2 separate regions of the Homo sapiens genome follow, and region 2 is linked to region 1. A link is a loop called in an ENCODE intact Hi-C map of the cell type or tissue named here. Cell type or tissue: endothelial cell of umbilical vein. All regions are shown on one strand. Each heading gives the region's core, and the rest is flanking DNA. Links, peaks and the distances in the headings are about the cores only.

Evidence for each region. Peaks named below come from ENCODE experiments on the same cell type or tissue, not always from the same donor. Only the 100,000 strongest peaks of a DNase experiment are listed, where the experiment ranks them.
Region 2: a loop joins it to region 1, with 2.8 times the contacts of the local background. A loop is called at or near these places in 1 of 110 quality-filtered maps.

The regions. Positions count from the first base shown.
Region 1 is chr15:33,122,944-33,131,332 of GRCh38, forward strand. The region is part of intron 4 of FMN1 (formin 1); the gene reads right to left. Among named protein-coding and RNA genes, the nearest start is that of FMN1, 68 kb to the right of the region's middle. In endothelial cell of umbilical vein, for the core only: no CTCF peak of the experiment used is centred there; a DNase peak (open chromatin) is centred at 3,748; H3K27ac peaks cover 608 bases.
Region 2 is chr15:33,727,662-33,734,341 of GRCh38, forward strand. It overlaps RYR3 (ryanodine receptor 3), which reads left to right. Exons shown (of 104, transcript NM_001036.6): 47 at 1,196-1,365; 48 at 3,813-4,033. Among named protein-coding and RNA genes, the nearest start is that of CHRM5, 240 kb to the right of the region's middle. In endothelial cell of umbilical vein, for the core only: a CTCF peak has its summit at 2,185 (motif pointing left); no DNase peak of the experiment used is centred there.

The DNA.
Region 1 (8,389 bases), core at 1,287-6,286:
ATATACATGGCCTAACAATATCCTGCTAGGTAATTAATGTCACAAATAAAAAGACAGGCCGAGAGAGGTTAAGTAATCTGACCATGTTCACACAACTAAATAGGTTTACAGCATCTCCACATCCTTATAACTAAAGCCCAAATTGTAGAATCATCTAGAATGCCTTTCTTTCAACGTCATATCGTCAAGCCTTGTGGATCTATTTGCGCAATGTTTTCACATCCATCCACTTATTTCCAGGCCCAATTCAAGTCCCCATCAACTGGGGATCACCAACTGGCCTTCCTTTTTCTAACTTATTTCTGTCCACTCTGCTGCTTAATCTTTCCAAATCAAAACTGGGGTCATGTCACTCCTTTGCTCAAAGGCCTTCCATAGCTTTTCACCATCTACTGAATTAGGTAAATACTCCTGAATCTGGCATTCAAAGCCTACTGCACTATATAGTATACAGACTTGGTTCAAACAATGTTTGTTGAATGAATACATGGCACTAAGCTAAGACTCACTATCTGTGGCAATAGTTCCCCAAAGTAGTATCATAGCATATTAAGTAATAAATATGTCCTCAAAAGATAAATACAAGGCCTAGAATCTATTTCACCCTAAAACCAAGAATATTGAGGAAAAATTAAGTCTAACATATGGTATGGGGGTACAGGTTATATAGTGAGGGTTGTTGATCAAACAGCTAGCTATTTTATAGAATGCATGTTTTAACACAGATTAAGTTTTCCAAGACATGAACGTCCCTTCCATGAATTCCTCACTCCAACATCAGCACATTGCTTCCTCCATTTGGCCTTTTGGCTCCACTACGTAAAGTTTCTTAGTTAGAACTTCTTGTATTACAAGTGGCAGAAATCCAACTAAACTGGCTTAGGCAGAATAGAATTTGTTCATATAACCAAAAAGTCCAGGATTACAGGCATGGAGCTCAAATGATATAAGGAATCTCTCTACATCTCTCGATTCTGTTCTCCCCTCATGGTATCAAAGATAATCATTACAACTTCACAATTAGATTCTTCCAGCTCAGTAACCATAGCTACTAAGACAGTGTCCCAACTATTCCAGCAAAGGACTGGGGAACTACTCTCTAGAGTATAACTTAGAAAATGTGCCCGTCCATAAACAGATCACAGTGACCAGGTGACGTGAATTATCATTCAGTCCTGGGTTGAGGATCATCTCTAGATCCAATAGATCAGCTTCATCCTAACCATGCAGAGTGCAAAGGGTGAGACGTGGCTTTTCAAAAGAAAAGTGAGGTGATGTTAAAGACAAAAAGGAAACAGATGTTATGTGGAGGAAAAAAACACATTGACATTCACTGTAGAAAAGTTCTGAGACATAAAAGTGAGAAGGGGGTCTGGTCAGCGTCTTGCTGTGCTGTTATAGCCTCTCCGGGCTACTTCTGATCAATGAGTAGGACCCTCTGTACATTTCACCCCCCTTGCCATTTTGTGCCTTTATCAGTAAAGCTTCCCATGGCCCTGCCATTCAGCAGAGGCGGCAGCTGCATGACCTTCTTAAATTACTGCTTGGGACTGAGCATTGGGATTGCTTTAAAGCTCTCCCAAAGTGATCCTAATGTGTAGCCAGGGTTGAGTCATCGGAGTAGGAAAGCCCTTGGTCTTCACCATCAGCATATACAAATATTGCATTAATCTTCTAGAATGTATTTGGTATCTAATAATCTGTGTTCTTTTCAATAAAAATATCTGAGATTATTCCTTTCATTTTCAGAAACTGATCCACAAAGTCTGGAAGGAGAGGGAGGAAATCTCACAAATCAGACACTAAATAGCACTCCTTTGTGCTCCTTAATTTTGGATTTTGTTTTCTTTTTTGCATGGGATCAATTCAATACTAGATGAAAAAAATGCTTTTCATTTTTCTGCATTTTTTTTTTTAATTTGGAACGGGAAACAAATCATAGAGCCTTGTTTGGCACAAGGGCAAATGTTAAAGATACTATGTGCCACTCCCCTCCACTGAGGTTTTGATTTCTTTGAAATCAGAGGCAATTCAAATGAAGTTATATTCCTGGAATGTATAAAATCCCTTCTCGCATCCATGTCTACTCTATCATGGAATGCTTAAACAATTTAAAGCGACTGAGTTTTTCCACCAGCCCCTCTCTGTGAAATAACATAATGCCTTAGAACATTACATCTAGGGAGGCCAAATGATGCGGTAGAATGCAGAGTTTGAATCCCTGATCCATCACTTACTGTGAATCACTTACTCAGCTTAAGAAGGTCACCTAATTTTTGTCTTCCATAAAATGGAGGAAATAACCTCTCTCAAAGACTCTTGTAAAGTTTAGAGATAATACATAGAAAGCTTCTGATGCATAGTAAGCCGTCAAGAAATGTTAGCAATCATCATTTAGGAAAATAGTTTCCTTTTAAAATTCAGTCTTGAAGGTTAGTTCTAGTTGAAGAAAGGTAGACTCTTCCTAGATGTACCAGTGCACTAAGACAATATGTGTAGAAGATTATTTAAAGGAAATATCTAATGGGGTTATACAAATTAGTTATGTCTGGTCTTCAAATGAACCCTTCTCAAATTTGGATATCTAAATTACAGCTTAAAAAAATTCAGAATAGGTGGGGCATGGTGTCTCACACCTGTAATCCCAGCACTTCGGAAGGCCAAGGCGGGCAGATCACTTGAGGTCAGGAATTCAAGACTAGCCTGGTCAACATGGTGAAACCTCGTCTCTACTAAAATACAAAAATTAGTCAGGTGTCTCAAAAAAAAAAAAAAATTAAGAATGAAGTCTGTTAAATGGCCAACTTTGTATGGTGAAATTTTGGTAAAAACTCCCACTGTTTTAGTGACTGAGCCCTTCCTATTTTCATGTAGTTCATCAAGAATGTGCTTCATCAGTAATACTAAATCTCTAAATGTTTAACTTCTCAAGCATGACTGATTGGCTATAGCCTATTGAAAAGTGCCAAATTTCTTTCTAAAAACCATCTCTAACAATTCACGGTTGAAGGCTTTTTTGTGCAGTAAGTCACTAAGTTAGGAAAGTGGCTTCTAAATCTACACATGAGATAACAGTAATACCAAACTCACAGTGCAGTTGTGAAAAACAGATAAGGTGGATGAAAGGGCTTTGCAGGTGATAAAGCACTGTGTAAATGTTACGCTTTTGCAGCTGTGGCTGCCACAGCTGCTGACTAAATGAGTTTATCCCCGGTCATGAGGAGCATACATCCTCATTAGAGACATGGTGTGTTATTAAGCACCACCTAAAGACAGAGAGTTTTCCTAGACTTCAGAGAAGGAAGATGGGTGGAAAGATCAAGGAAACACCACTGTGAGGCAGGTACGGCACCAGGCCCTCATGGATGGGCAACAGTCTAATAGAGAGGAGGCAGAAGGTCACTGTGGGCAGGCAGTCCAGCAGAGCAGCACGCAGTGTGCACCAAAAGGAGCCTGGAGGCCCAGAGCTTCTGGAGGGTGAGAGGAGAAGGTGGGTGCAGAGGGCAGAGTGGATCCCATAACGTCCAAAATTTTTTCAAGACAGACCAACTCTACATCTACTCCTCTTATTCGCTGAGTACCTCCAAAACTCACTGAAAAACTCCATAGATTTAGCTGAAGTTCTTAGCACTTCTGCCCATTCTTCAATAGACCAGAAAGAAGAAAGGAAGCAGCAGGAAATGGGCGGAAGTGTTAAGTTGCAAATCCTGGCAGCATGCCCAGAATGGGACCAACTCAGCAGACAGGAAGCGAAGGCAATAAAAGAGCAATCTACGCTACAGGCAGGCTGGAGCAGAAACTCGGGAAAGGAGGGAAGACAGATTACTGGAACAGCCAGTTTGCAGGGCCATGAAACCCGAACTCTTTTCGATCCGCCTTCCTGGCGAGTCTTCTGGCTCTGAAACTTTGGGAAGGAAAACTGATACCCATAAATAACTGTGGCTGTATAACTGCAAAGTGGGATAAACGTTTCATCTTGATTAAACGTAAGGTGACTCCTGACAAAGAACTGTGGTTGGCTGACTCTGTGGAGAGGCTTGCAAGATGCTGTCATGACTACATGTGGGAGTTTGAGAAAACTGCAAGATGCATGTTGCAAAAAGACATATTAAGCTTTCTGCTGTTTTCCAGGCACTGTATCAGGAGCTGGTTGGGGGAGTGATGAACGAGATAGCATCCTGTTAACAAGCAGTAGCAGACTTCCCATGTTACATTCTCTCAAACAGAGAGGAGGTCAGGCCAGATCTGTTTCTCCTCAAAAATATAATCTCAAGAAAAATCAACTGGTCGGATCATCACTACCTAACCACAGATCTCCCTCCTTATTCTTCACAACAAGAATCCGTCAAATAAGTAACGTCATGGTTAATGCTCCTCCACATTCAACCTGGACCCTAAATCCCTCTAAATAACTTGACTCTGTTCATACACAGACCACCCACTTTACCAGTCTCAAAGGATGGACCAGAACAACTATTTCCTTGAGTTAATGAGTGAACCTACATCTAACTGTAAATAAAACACTAAAAATAGGTAACTATTACTTACTAAATGAAACCCAAGTGTAACTTTCCATTAAACTCAACCTGAATAAAGTTTTTAAACAGTGAACCTTTTAAAACAGAAACCAGTCTGTAAGCATCCTAAAGCTAGTCAACCAAGACAGAAGTTAAAACACAAGTATTTTCCAATCAAACTCAGCACCATTCCAACTGAAGCTTCCACTTGGGGCTGTGAAACCCTCTTTGGACGTAAGCTATGCTGAACCTGTGGTTTCAGGCAGGTTATATTGTAATGATAGGGGAAACCAATGCCACATCCACTTGCAGTGTCTGTAGAGAACTACATCTTGCCACACATCCAAGATCTCATTCCTCAGTCTCCCTGAAAAATTCTGTTGGTAAGAGAGAAGTGAGACAGTGCTGTTTCCGAGGAATCTTATGCCTCTCTTTATTCTACAACAAATGGAGACAGATGGAAATAGAAGAAGAGGCAGCAACAGGACAGGAGAAAGGAAAGAAAGGGGAAAGGAAGGTAACAGAAGGGCAACGGGGGAAGGGGAAAATAGACAAATCATAGCAGAATGCCCAGACACGACACAGGTCAGGTGACAGAAAGGACAAAAAAGATGGGAGAAGAAAACCAAGAATGAGGCCAGAAGAAGGGAGAGGAGACACCATGGTGATGGGAGCAGTAGAGAGTGTAACAGAAGTAGGATGGAGAAATAAAGCAAGCAAACAAATTGCTCCCGGGAAAAAAAGCAAAAAGCAGACTTACGAGCAACCAAAGACCATAATTTCCAACACCCTCAGAGAGCAATAATTAGAAGCGCAACAGTTGGGAATTTGAACATGGCTGCTGACTAGGCCCGACCATCAACGGGGTCTGATTCCGGGCCTGATCCTTGACGATCTCAAGGATTCACCAGCCTCTCTCCGAACTCCAACTGCCCGCCATTTGTTCATCAACAAAATCATTCTTTCTACCTCCTAAAAGAATTTTTATTCCTATGACATTGCAAGGTCCATTTATAAAAAGCCTCATGCAAGTTCTCAGAGTCATTACACTGAGAATGAAACAGCGTGATATGTTAAGTAAACACATACCGAGTCCGGAGTTTCTTGCTTCCGATGCGTTCGTGGTCTAACTTCACAAACATACCCGCGGACCTTTGCGGCAAGTGTTACAGCTCTTAAAGACGGTGCGTCCGGATGCTCCGGTGAGTTTGTAGTCTCACTGACTTCACGAATAAACCCGCGGACCCTCACGGTAAGTGTGACAGCTCTTAAAGGTGATGTGGTGAATTTTAAAGCCCTTAAAAGTGGTATGGACCCAAACGGTGAGCAGCAGCAAGATTTACTGTCACGAGCAAAATAACAAAGCCTCCGCAATGCGGAAGACAACCGGAGCAGACTGCAGAGGCCTGCGTGCGTGGCCAGCTTTTATTCCCTTATTTGGCCCCACCCATGCCCTGCTTATTGGTCCATTTTACAGAGTGCTGATTGGTCCATTTTACAGAGTGCTGATTGGTCCATTTTACAGAGTGCTGATTGGTCCATTTTTACAGAATGCTGATTGGTGCATTTACAATCCTCTAGCTAGACACAGAGCACTGATTGGTGCATTTACAATCCTCTAGCTAGGCAGAAAAGTTCTCCAAGTCCCCACAAAACCCAGAAGCCCAGCTGGCTTCACCTCTCAATATTTTAAAGCTCAATGTAACTCGGAGAAAACAGCAATTAAGTAATACCACAATGCAGTTAGCTACCAGAATTTGGGGACAGGAATTGAAACCACTCAGTGAAATCTAGAAATTTCAGATTATAAATATGTGCTTTAAATATAAATAATATAGTATGCCATACTTCTTTTCCAAATGAGGTAAATCACTAAACTTAACTGAGCTGAAATAAATCTGAGGCTGGTGTAGCAATGTGTATAAATAACCGTGGTAAGATTACCAAAACACTGTTGAAATCTGGGTATCTTTGAGAGCTTTCTCAGTACCTGCACATGGGTAAGTTGAAATACTTCTATTTCTAACATACCTTTCAACTGACAGGTTAAACTGGTATATGCTGATGCCCACTTCCTGGCATGCATGCCATCCCAGACACCTCCATAAGCATGACCTTATGAGTCTCACAACCATCCACTGTCGTGGGTGTCACCCCAATCCTACAGATGAGGAGACTGAATCTGAGGGTGGCTCAGGTCACACAGCTGATCACTGGCAGAGCCAAGATATGGACCCAGGGCTTTACTCCAAGTCTGAGACATTTTGTAAGATAACCAGACTGCCTCCATGGCTCACACCTCTGACCAGAAAAGAGTTGACTAGCAATTTTTTTTTTTTTTTTTTTTTTTGAGACAGAGTCTCGTTCTGTCGCCCAGGCTGGAGTGCAGTGGCACAATCTCGGCTCACTGCAACCTCCACCTCCCAGGTTCAAGCCATTCCCCTACCTCAGCCTCCCAAGTAGCTGGGACTACAGGCACACGCCAACATGCCCAGCCAATTTTTTTTGTACTTTAGTAGAGACGGGGTTTCACCATGTTGGCCAGGATGGTCTCATCCATCGTGATCCACCTGCCTTGGTGATCCACCTCGTGATCCACCTGACCTCGTGATCCACCTGCCTTGGCCTTCCAAAGTACTGGGATTATAGGCATGAGCCACAGCACCCAGCCTATTTTTTCATTCTTGATCCAAGTTCCTGCAAATTCAGAAAACCTTCCTCTTATGCCAGTTAAGATTGCCCTGCTAGCATTTTCTTTCTATTTTCATTATTTATTATAACTATTTATGTCATTGAGGAGAAATTCGTTGTGTTCAGAAGACTGTACAGAACTCAAAATATTGCCCTACATGTATATACATAAATATACACACTTCAAAACTAAATATATAGACAATTTTTCAAATGCTTAAGGTTAAGAATCAGTTTTATGAAACAATGTAGAAATATCAACAGAGATTGAGACAAGTTGTGGGCTGCACTGTAGTTTATTATAGCAAAGATCAGCAACCTAAGAATGAGATAAGGAGGTTTAAAAAATTAAGGTGATTTCATCCACTGGAGTATGTGCAAACATTAAAATTAATTTTAAGCAATTTTGATGACAAGAAAATGCTGTGATATAAGGCAATTTTGTTAATAGGTATATGCATTTTCAAAAGCCCAAATCATTAAGTGATAATTTCAGAGTTTTAGGGTTTGGAGCAGTTTTTATGTATTAGTTTTAAAAATAATTTGAGTCTCCAGTATGTATGTAATACCACACTGAATATTATTAGAGTCTGTATTCGTTTCAGAGTCAAAACACTTACATTTGCTTGTCTATTAAGATGTTTTGATTTAATTTTATTTATTTTATTTTTGGGCTGTTATAATTTTTAAAACTTGTACTGAGAAAAACTAGATGGGAGATTTGGTTCTATTTCTTACTAGCTGTGTTTCTTTAGCCAAGGTTACTTCAATTCTAGGCTTCAGTTTCTACATCTGTAGAGCAAACAATACTTGTGATGGTTGTCATAGAGTTGGTAGGAGAATCAGATAGAATAATGTCTATGAAAGAGCACTGTAAACTGTAAAAAGCTGTATTAGGCCGGGTGCGGTGGCTCATGCCTGTAATCCCAGCACTTTGGGGGGCCGAGGCAGGTGGATCACCTGAGGTCAGGAATTTGAGACCAGCCTGGCCAAATACAAAAAATTACAAAAAATACAAATACAAAAAATTAGCTAGGTGTGGTGGTGGACACCTGTAATCCCAGCTACTCGGGAGGCTGAGGCGGAAGAATCACTTGAACCCAGGAGGCAGAGGCTGCAGTGAGCTGAGATCGCTCCACTGCACTCCAGCCTGGGTGACAGAGTGAGACTCCATCTCAAAA
Region 2 (6,680 bases), core at 46-5,045, 600 kb after region 1:
GCTCTGCTGGAACCTGACGCTGATTCCTGGGCAGGACGAGAGTCTGGGCTGGCTCGGACTTAATTTTTGTCCTCTCAGGGTTCCTTATGAAGTCCCACACTTTTCCGGTACAGTATTTAAATATGCTGTGGCTATAGCGTGCTCATTTGGGGGTCCTCTTTCCTAGTTTTTAGTGTCAACAAAACAGGAAGAGGAAATTGTTTTCTATCCTCACTCGAAATCCTGTCTTTATTCTCCAGCTCAAGCAGTTTTTATTTTCTTCATAGTATTTCCCCACTTCACCTTTGAACCTCTTGATTAAGATTAGAATTCTTGGATGACCTGATTTACATTTCACCTAAATCAGACGATTATTTCCAAATATTGCAACAGTATGTCCTCGAAGTTTATTCTATTTATGATGTAATAACTACAGACATGACATATTAAACTTAATCTGTCTTCATTCATGTTTTCTCCCTCACTTACTTAGGTTTCAAATCAACAAAGCAATAAATCGAGCCCTGATTCCTAGCATTTGCCCATTTCTGTAGTATAAACTTTCTCACCATGGCCAATTTCAAGCCACCAATGTAATGTCACTGAACACAGAGTTGGGAAGAAAATGGACATGGCACACCATTAGATTGTATTCCTAACACACAAATACAATTGATGCAAAAAACCTCAAGAGTATAGTTCACAGTGAAATAATTAGGAAGTAATAAGCTCTAGTATTTGTTACCTTTTTTAAATATCTACTTAATTGTAAATTCTAATTTTTAATAATGAGCATGTTTAACAACTGGCTGGAATTTTAAACTGGCTTTTCAACAAAGTACAAGCTGCCTTCAGCGCAGCACTGTACAGATTGAGTATTCCTTATCCTAAATGCTTGGGACTAGAAGCGTGTTGGATTTTTTTGGATTTTGCAATATTTGCGCTATACTTACCTGTTGCATATCTCAAATCTGAAAATCCAAAATCCAGAATACTCATGAGCATTTCCATTGAGCATCATGTTGGTGCCCAAAAAGTTTCAGATCTTGGTGCATTTCAGGTTTCAGATTTTTGGATTTGAGATGCTCAATCTGTATTTTTCCAAAAATTCTTGTCCCTTATAGGGAGAATAAGCTATAGACAGACAAGCTCTGTGTTATCTTTTGAGACTTTGGAGACAGGAAAAGGGAAATTACATTTTCTATGTGTCTTTCAGATGGGTCGGTCAGTGAGCCAGATATGGCGGCCAATTTCTGCCCTGACCACAAGGCACCTATGGTGCTGTTCTTGGACCGCGTTTATGGCATTAAGGATCAAACTTTTCTGCTCCACTTGCTGGAGGTTGGATTTTTACCTGACCTAAGAGCTTCTGCCTCTCTAGATACAGTAAGTTGCAAAAATAACAAAAAATTATTGTTCCCATCATTGTGAAATTAGTAATGTTGGACTTCGAAGCAAATATTTTCTCTTTACTCACCAATTACATTTTAATAGCTTACTTTAATGGGTGAGAAAATAGAGGTATCATGAAATGGAAGATCTTAATTTATTGGGCCAGAGACTTAGATATAGGTCAATTTGACCCCAAATCCAACTCCCTCAATTGCAGAGTTTTTTTAACCTTGACAGTAAATGTTAAGGGGCTATCCTGTGCATTGTAGAACGTGTAGCAACATCCCTGGCCTCTACCCACTAGATATCAGTAGCACCCCAGTTCACCGCGAATCCCTGCCAAAATCAATTTCAGATATCACCAGATGTCCCCTCGGGGACAAAATCACCCTCTGGTGAGACCGTGTCTCTATTGCCTTTGAAAAAGGCTGGCTGGCAACATTATAGGCTGACATTACTCTTCACACTCTCGCTTCTTAGTTTCATGTACTGACCACCAGGATGGATAGGTCTGAAGCCAGGGGCCTGACGAAGGTCAATACAAGAGGACAAAGGCAAATATAAGTTTGGAAATCAAGGGTGAGATAGATAAGGTAGTTCACCATCAACAAACATCAAGAGAGGAGGCCCCTAGAGTTACAAAGCTCAGATACGAGATGCCACAAGTCAGAACTAAGCAGAAAAAGGTACACCAGGAGTCATAGGTCCAAGGAGAAAAGACAAACTAGATCTGCGTAAGTCTAAAAAACATCTTTCCAGTTTAGTGTTGTTTTTAGTTATAACATTTCTCAAAGGCTCCACCTGGTGTCCAACAGAGACAGAAATCTGAGCTCTGTGATGGGTTGTCAGCGGCAAATACCTTAACTTGGATGGATTCCACCTGCATGGGTTATCCAGAAATGGAAAGAAATATGAGCCCCAACCTGAGTGGGAGCTGCATTCCCATGTGTGGTATGGTGATGATAAATGGTATATATGACAGTATTAGGGTATACGATCCCTAATACTGAATAACCCAGTCTAACCCAATGTTTTGATATAATAAAACAATGAATAATTTTTTATTCATAATGAATAATTATGAATAATTATTTGTGAATAATTAAAACAATGCTTCTGCCACTGCTGTTGTTTTGAACTTTTCTATAAATTATTTGATTTTAAAAATAATTTTCTTAACTCATGGGATCTCCCCAAGCTTCCTGATCAAATAATTTAATGTTTTTATAAATCAAATAAACAGCAAATGCTATTCTAGTATCTGGTGTTCAATCACATGTTTGTCCAAACACCATCTACAACAAAAAGGTGTTATATTCAGTTCATTAACACATAGACATTCATGCATTCTCTTTTGAAAACTTATAATCTACTGAAATCAAAGCTCTGTCCTTTCTCGTTTTAAGTCTGTATATTAAAGTGATAAATGTGAAAGATTAGCTGTTTCTCCCAGCATGATTACTGAAGTTTCTAGGAGACAAACTTGATAATTTAGATAATTTATAGGAACAATGAGACATGTATATAGTTCAAAGAAAATGGTTTTTCAAATCATAAGTTATATAAAGTGTGTTACAGATAGAATGACTGCAGGAATCACAGGAAATGGCAATATTTCATCTCTGTGGATCTCAAGGTTTCTTTCGAAAGTTCTATAGTTTTCAAAGATGGTGGTAAAGCATGCTTTGGCTATACTTAGTGTCACTAAATGGGTTTTCCTTGTATTCCATTCATCCGTCTAAATGTACATCAAAGAGCATTGTAAGCAAGAACTATGTTAGAGTTGTACAGAAGGTCCCAAGTTTCTGTTCCTTTTCCACGTTGCCCATGCAGAGTCAGGTTCCCTTTAGTGGGGTCTACTCTAATGTCAGTATTGATTGTGAATTGCTCGAAGTGCTCACCAATTAACTGAAAGGAGTCAGAGTTCCACTTTCGCTTTCACAAAACTGGTGAATTTGAGAAACTGCTTGGCCTATAACCATTCACTAATCTTACAGTTGTAAAATTACAGTGTGTGAGTCCCTGGTAGGTGAGAAAAGAGAGCGAAAACCAGAATAGTAATGTAGTATCCTGGCAACTAGACTTTGCAAGCATCAAAATGTTGGGTTAGACTGGCCATCAGCTGATTTTAATGAGTTCAAAATTCTTTTGAAGGGAACAGATATTTATAGGATCATTTGGGAAGACTTAGAGCCAGCTAGCCTTTGTTATGATTTTTTTGTGTGTTTTTTTTTTGTTCTTTCTTTTAACTTGATTTTTTTTCATTGAAAATGCAAAAAGAAAAATAGAACTGCCGATAAGGTAGAAAGTTGTTCACTGCCTTGCTATGCAACGTGGACATATATAAGCTCCCACAGCTTGCTACATGGGAACTCTGTGCAGAGCCAGCTTTGCTCTGTTCCTCAGGGCAATTAACCTGTGTCCCAATCTTCTTTCTCTAGGTTTCCCTAAGCACCACAGAGGCTGCGCTTGCACTAAATAGGTATATATGTTCTGCTGTGCTCCCGCTCCTCACAAGATGTGCCCCTCTCTTTGCCGGAACAGAACACTGCACCTCTCTGATTGATTCCACACTGCAGACAATATACAGGCTATCCAAGGGACGTTCCCTCACCAAAGCACAAAGGGACACTATAGAAGAATGTTTGCTTGCCATTTGCAAGTAAGTACATATCCTATGTTGTTACTTCTGTGTATGCATCCAGGTCAACTGCATTTTCCTATGTAATCTAAAAACTGGTGGTCTAGTCTAAGGAAGCTTCCAGGCCATTGTCATACACCAGCCCTCCCCCAGACATCTCATAGGATGTGCTCGGCTCCCCTATTTGCCACAGGCTCTTCCTTGAGGCTCATCTTTCCCTTTGGGGGAAGGGAGAGGGCACAGCTCAGGCTTTACCCATTACGGTTGATGGACCAGAAGACTATTTCAGGCCTAAACTGTTCAGATTAAGGGCTGTCTTCATTCTCTTCATTCTCAAGATAGAGCCAGAAGCAGATGTGTCTGTCCTCTACATGAGCATATCTTACATAGAAGCCAGACTCTGAGTGTGAATAAAAGCAACCTACCGGCTGGGCACGGTGGCTCACGCCTGTCATCCCAGCACTTTGGGAGGCCGAGGTGGGCAGATCACGAGGTCAGGAGATCGAGACCATCCTGGCTAACACGGTGAAACCCCATCTCTACTAAAAATACAAAAAAAAAAAAAATAGCCGGGTATGGTGGCAGACGCCTGTAGTCCCAGCTACTCGGGAGGCTGAGGCAGGAGAATGGCGTGAACCTGGGACGTGGAGCTTGCAGTGAGCCGAGATCATGCCACTGCACTCCAGCCTGGGCGACAGAGCAAGACTCCATCTCAAAAAAAAAAAAAAAGCGACCTACCTCTAGGCCTCCCAAGACCAGCAACAAATGAAAGAAAAAACCTCCAGTCACAGTGGGGAATTAAAGGCAATAATTTTTATGACTGCAGATGGGCATCAGAGCCAGCTGAGGACAAAAGGTAAAGTCACCCCAAGAGCCTTGGGTCTTCAGGAATCTAAGTCAAGTCTGGTAGAATCCAAGGAAGACGACCCTTTCAACAGGTCTTAGCAGCACAGGCCAAGACTATGATCTGCTATTTTTCAGCCAGTGTTTTTCCTTCTCACCTGCATATCAGAAATGCCTGATGAGTTACGAAATAAATATCCCAGTGCCCAGGCCACATCCGAGCCCAAAAAGTCAAAACTGTTAGGGATGGGACCCAAGATTCTGGCTTTTGAAGCTTCCCAAGTGATTCCAATATGTAGTCCAGATTAGGAATCACTGCTGTAGGGCACTCCAGAGAGAGGATCAACAGCCTTCCCCCTTTAGGGGCCAGCTGAGTATGGTCTTGATTTCTTGTTGAATGAGTTCTTTTCTAATCACAGATGAAATTACTATGCATTGGGGAGCTAGGGCTACCTGGAAAAAAAAACTCATCGGTCCTCACATCGATGTGAGTAGAACATCACACCAAAAGGTAATCTCAGCAATGAGATAGCACTACACACATATCAGAATGGCCAAAATGCAGAACACTGACAACACCAAATGCTGGCAAGGATGTGGAACAACAGGAACTGTCATTCATTGCTGGTGGGAGTGACAATGGTATAGTCACTTTGGAAAGTAGTTTGTCAGTTTCTTACAAAACTAAATATACTCTTAACTATATGATTCAACTATCTTACTCCTTGGTTTTTTTACCCAAATGAGTTGGAAACTTATGTCCATACAAAAACCTGTATGCAGATGCTTGTAGCAGCTTTATTCATAATTGCCAAAACTTGGGAGCAATCAAGATGTTTCTGAGTGGGCGAATGGATAAATAAACTGTGGTACATCAGACCATGGAATTTATTCAGTGCTAAAAAGAAATGAGCTATCAAGCAATGAAAATACATAGAGGAACCTTAAACCCATATTACTAAGTGCAAGAAGCTAATCCGAAAAGGCTACATGCTGTATGATTCCAACTATATGGCTTTCCGGAAAAGGCAAAGCTAAGGAAACAGTGAAAAGATCAGTGGTGTCAGGGGTTGGGGGAGGGAGAGATGAACAGGCTGAGCACAGAGAATTTTTAGGGCAGTGGAAACAGTATAATGATGGATGTATGTCATTAAATACTTGTCCAAACCAATAGAATGTACAACACCAAGAGTGAACCCTAATGTAAATTATGAAATTTGGGTGATAACGATGTTTCAATATAAGTTTATCAGTTGTCACAAATGTGCCACTGGTGAGGGATAATGATAATGGGGAAGGCTGTGCCTGTATGGGGCCAGGGATATATGAGAACTCTGAGTACCCTTTGCTCAATTTTGCTGTGAACCGAAAACTGCTCTGAAAAATAAAGCCTGTTACAAAACAGTTTTAAAATGTTGTAAAAAGGATAATCTCATGCTTATATTTCAAATATAACAATGATCACTATGTTTAAAATGCTTTTTAAAATTAAGCTGTATCTACTGTCTTTGTATTGTCTAAGGCCTACAGGCTTTAACTGCTTTATGGAACAAGCTGTGTCATTGCATGGTATTATTTTCTTGGGGTGGGGAGTAAAGGCTGGTTGATGGGAAGGAGGCCTCGACCCAGGCCCCAAAAAGGGTTTTCTCCCAGAGATCTCCTTCCCAAACCAGGCCTAATATTATGTTACTGCTTCATTCAACACAAGATTTTTATGATAACTGGCAGACAATTAAGCTAATTAGAATATTTTTGATCTTTCAAGAGAGACAAATTTCAGTGGACACACCAATTAACCTCCAGGAATTAATAAGGTACCTAGGTT